Regions from separate parts of the Mus musculus genome. Here region 2 is linked to region 1. The links are chromatin loops, found by intact Hi-C in ENCODE. Cell type or tissue: left cerebral cortex. All regions are shown on one strand.

The links. Hi-C counts contacts between places; a loop is a spot of excess contacts. Peaks named below come from ENCODE experiments on the same cell type or tissue, not always from the same donor. Only the 100,000 strongest peaks of a DNase experiment are listed, where the experiment ranks them.
Region 2: a loop joins it to region 1, with 6 times the contacts of the local background. A loop is called at or near these places in 10 of 42 quality-filtered maps.

Annotation. Positions count from the first base shown.
Region 1 is chr12:35,894,933-35,897,432 of GRCm38, forward strand. No RefSeq gene overlaps it. Among named protein-coding and RNA genes, the nearest start is that of Agr3, 29 kb to the right of the region's middle. In left cerebral cortex, a CTCF peak has its summit at 1,453 (motif pointing right); DNase peaks (open chromatin) are centred at 1,480 and 1,856; H3K4me3 peaks cover 626 bases; H3K27ac peaks cover 417 bases.
Region 2 is chr12:36,213,983-36,216,482 of GRCm38, forward strand. Lrrc72 (leucine rich repeat containing 72) reads right to left here. Exons shown (of 9, transcript NM_001361098.1): 6 at 345-434. Among named protein-coding and RNA genes, the nearest start is that of Gm40390, 35 kb to the right of the region's middle. In left cerebral cortex, a CTCF peak has its summit at 1,291 (motif pointing right); a DNase peak (open chromatin) is centred at 1,289.

The DNA.
Region 1 (2,500 bases):
GCATACAATACTGGTAGTACAATACGTGGTAGCCACCACAGGGAAGAGTTTGGCAATTTAGACTTTGACAGAATGTCATAGTTAGAACAGAGCAGCATACAGCCACAATCTCTACTCCTAACTATATACCCAAAGGTCACAGAAGAGGCATTCAAATGACACCTGCACAGCTCTCATAGGGACGATAGATAGTCAGAACCCCATAAAAGTGCAGATAAGGAACCATCCATGAGTGGGTAGACAGGTTTGGGAATAGATGTGCAATGGCATGTGACTTAGCTATGAAGGAGACTGAAAACTGATACACACTGCCAAGTACATGGACCTTGAAAACACTGCTATAGGAAAGAAAGCAGCCACAGAAAGCTATACAGTGTATAAACCCACTTCCATAAAACAGCAGCAATGAGCACATTCACAGAGATACAAAGCTGTGGGCCAGAATTTGCCCAGGGCTTGAGGAAAATGGGGGAGGGCAACTATTTGTGGGTATATAAGTTACTTTGTGGTGGTAAACAGTGCTAGAAATATGTCACACACAGCTACATAGCACTCTGAAAATACGAAATGCACAATTGCACTCTGCTGGGTGGTTAGAATGATTCCTTGTATATGAATTTTATAATAATGAAAAAAGTTTGTGGAAAAAGTACTTCATGACACTTGTTCATTTATTTGCTTATATATGTGACATGTATATAAACACATATGCACACTCGCGGTGACATAAACAGAAACTGAAATGATATGTAAAGCATACCAAGGGTGTGCTAATAGTAATCCATAGTTAGGTGTTGGCTGTGTGTTTCTGATTAGATGTATATGTAATAACCATGTCCATCATTTATAACATTGTATCATTGTAATTTAGAAGACGTATATAGTCTTCATTATAATAACCATTTCAACTTACAATTCTGCTACAGATACAATAGACACCTTGCACCCGGCTGTGTGTGCTTCTGGTGCCTTTGGGACCTGGGCTGTTCTTATCCCACAGTGGTCAAGTCTTGGCTGAACGACACCCAGATTCTCCGAGTAGTCTCTCAAAGTCTCCAACCTCACATGAACGTTACGGTCAGCCTGGGGCTGGAGAATGTTTTCTACAATGGAGTAAAAGCCAATGATTAGCATGCGTCTGTTCAGTCTGTCTGGTCTAGCCTCTGGGTGAAGAGAGATACTCAGTACAGATCACCTGACCTTTTATGTTACTAGTTTAATTTGATAATTTGACCCCACCATTTAAACTGGCTCAATGATGGGGTCCAGTCAGTAAAGAGATAAATAGATATTTGATACTTCAAAAGAACATTACAGATCTTTGCAAAAATAATGTAAATTTCTCAAGCAAATGACAGAGTGTATTGAGAAAGACACCAAGGGAAACACTCTTGCATTTTATTTATTTTGCCTATCAAAATAGACCAAAAGCCGTTCATCCTCTTGATCGGCAGGTGGCGCTGTGAACGTATCTTTGAAATTGAAAACACAAAAGCCATTTTCTTTAATCCCTCAATTACATAGGACATTTGAAATGATTTGTTTTAATCGGAATAAATGTCACTGTTAGTGACAGTAGATAATCCCTAAAATTCTCAAATCCTCCGCAAATGTTAATGGAATCACTTCATAGAAATAGCTTTTCAAATATTATCCGTAAGCTTAATAAACTGGGTTCGTTATGAACGGACTGGGTTATTTTCCTGTATATCGTCCTTGATTGCAGCTTCACACACAGCTATCTATTTAATCCTGGAAAACTCAGACGTTATTATTCCCGCTTCTCAAAGAGAAAATCGGGTCTCACACGGGTTACATTTTTTTTTACCCAAGTCCCATACCCCATTGATGAAGAGAATCACGCTTCAAAATCAAGCCTGGCTCCCTGGTGCTTAACCACAGCACGAAAGCATTTCAAAGGCAGAGCTAAATTGGTGAAAGTGTAGTAGATTGTAGTAAGGACTGAACAGGCTCAGGGGATTTTTAAATGCTAATTTCATTCCACCTTCAGTGCCATTTCTATTCAAATCACACAGATTGTTTAAAAACGAAAACAAGTCTGACCTTTTTTTTTTCCTGTGGGGAAAGTCTGGAGTCAGGAGTCAAACAGAGCTTCACAAAGACCTGGAGCCACACTCCCACACCCCTGTAGACAGAGACCTTTAGGCTGTGTAAAGGGGAATCTCAAGAAAGGAGCGGGGCTGCCCAGCAGTGAAAGGGGGAGAAAGAGATATGCAATTTGCATATCTAAAATTTGACCTTTTTGTGATCAGATAATCTTTTGCCCTATGAAATAGAAAAATCTTTGCCCACTGTGATCCCATTCTGAACTTTAAAAAGCATACAGAGTGCAAATTTGAAAAGTTTTATGTGATGTAGGAGCAACCAAACGTTCTAAGTCTGACACGCAGATCCAATGTAGTCAACTATGAAGGTTATTAAATGGACATGAGACATCTCTCTTTTCTTTCTAAAAGCAATTGTTACTCAGGCCTGAGGC
Region 2 (2,500 bases), 320 kb after region 1:
TATTCTTTCACTAGGTGTCCTGCGTTTCTTTTCCTTTCTTTTTCCTTCTCTTCTCTTCTCTTCTCTTCTCTTCTCTTCTCTTCTCTTCTCTTCTCTTCTCTTCTCTTCTCTTCTCTTCTCTTCTCTTCCCTTCTCTTTTCTCTTTCCTCTCCTCTCCTCTCCTCTCCTCTCCTCTCCTCTCCTCTCCTCTCCTCTCCTCTCCTCTCCTCTCCTCTCCTCTCCTCTCTTCTCTTCTTCTCCCTCCCTCCCTCCCTCCCTCCCTCCCTCCCTCCCTCCCTCCCTCCCTCTCTCTCCCTCCCTCCCTCCCTTCCTTTTTTTTTTTTTTTTTCCTAAAGCATTCTTACGTTTCCGATCAAGCAACTCCAGTCCGGGAAGGTGGAAGATTATATACAATCGGTAGAGGTTATATTGGGATAAAGGGTTTTGGTACAGACCTGCAAAGGAAGAACACAAAATAAGATGTCAGATTTCACAATAGTTCCCTTTACCACCTCTGAAGACAGACAATGAAGACTCAGGGACAGGACAAGGATAACCACTGCAGGGTGAGCAGCTGTGCCTGCTGTCTGGCCACAGCCTCACCACACACTTCCCTATTTAGAGCGCCACATATTTTACTATCTGTTGGATCCAGTCAGTCAAAGTTCACTGGTTGTTAATGCCCATTAGAAACAGCACTAGGTTCACACAGATCTGGCACAAAAGAGGAAACCGTTAAATGTCTATAGGTAAATTTGCCAGGGAAGAACAAGATGCTAGCTACAAAAGTCTTGAGGCTGCTTTTCACAAAAGATTACTTGGAGTTATTCTGGTCTCAGGAGTAATGGGGTTGGGTGGATACAGGTACACTGTCCTGACAGGTTTCTTCCTGAACCCCACTGTCCTCATGCTCAGAGGATGCCCATGCCAGTAGCACTTGGAGATCTCAGCAGGAGCTACACCGATGTGGATTTTATGGTTCATCTCACATCCCTCTGTAAGACTTGTGTGGCTAAGAGATGGGTAATGAACCTAACTTTGCAAGAAAGCGGTGGGGAGGAAGGGCCTCATGGGAGCAGTACCCATCCTGATACTTCTGAAGTAATCATCCGTCGTCATCAGCACGGAGGGACATTTATACAATGCTTCCGTTAGAAACTTTGAATGTTTTATTTTCTAGTGACATATTTTATCTGTGCATCCTCTGATAACATTAAATGAGAAATGAAGTTTGTGTGATTTTTTTTCAATGTGGCATCTGAAATACTTCTGAAAAAAACACATAAAGCAGAGAACCACTAGATGGCAGCAGAGCGAAGGGCTCCAGCTGCCACACAGCTGTGTCACCCAAAGAAATGTGGCTCCTTTACTCTGGTTAAATTTAAGAGTACTGTTCTGTAGACTATTCATCAAACACAGGGGCTGTTAATAAAGGGATGATAATATCAGGCATCAGAAGCCCAGAAAAACCTACTAACATTTAAAATGCATAGTTTGCAACATAAAGAAGATTGGAGAGGCATGTTTGAAAAAACAAGACTCATTAAAAATTGAAGAAAAACAAGACTTGGATGTATTCTCTGTCAGTAATAAGACATTGAGATATGGATTTTATCAACACAAGCTTTCCTGGCTATTTGAATCCTTACAGGAGCTTTAAAGGGAGATGAAGTGACAATGGCAGAGACCTGCTACACAACAAGACTAGTTAGAGGAATGAGAAAAGGTAAATGGAGATGTAGACTCAGGCAGAGTCAGAGTCAGATGTAGTCGGACAGATGTGTGTGTACTGGGGGAGTGAGGGAAAATGACAAAGAAAAAACTCCAGACTTCAGTAACAAGGACGGGAAAAAGGTCTAACGTTTACTCTTAAAGGAACTTAAAGCAGGAACAAATAATTGTCAGTACGGACGAGGTAACTGCATAGATGCACATCAAACCAGAAATAAGGACCAATCTGAAAAGGCCCACAAGAGATCACACCCCATAGCTTCAGCCACTCCTCAGGGTCATAAAAGCAAACCATGATTGTCTTTAGTGAGAATTCGGAAGGAGGAAAAAGTCACTTGCATTTTAGAGCAGAAGTCAGTTTCCCAGTGACTCTCCTGTGTAATCAGAGCTGACACCCCCCCCCCATTTATATGGTTATTAGAGCCACTGAGCAGCCACGCTGCCTGCATGTCATGCTTATGAGAAACCTCTTAGCTTCTGTCAGCTGTGGGTGTTTACTCATCGTGGTCCACATCGGCTTTCCCTCTGAGAACACTACTACTCACTTCTTTTCCTGGAATTTTCTAATCTCTACTCAAATAATTTTTTGTTAAATATTCATTATGCTTTTGTGTGTGTGTGTGTGTGTGTGTGTGTGTGTGTGTGTGTGTAGGTGTGTTCGTGCCAGTGCAAGAGTGTGTACCTGTGTGGACAACCTTAGGTATTACCCTCGGATAATCTGATCTATCTCCTTTGAGACAAGCTCTCCACTGAGCAGCCTATCACCAATTAGCCTCGTCTGGGGACCCAA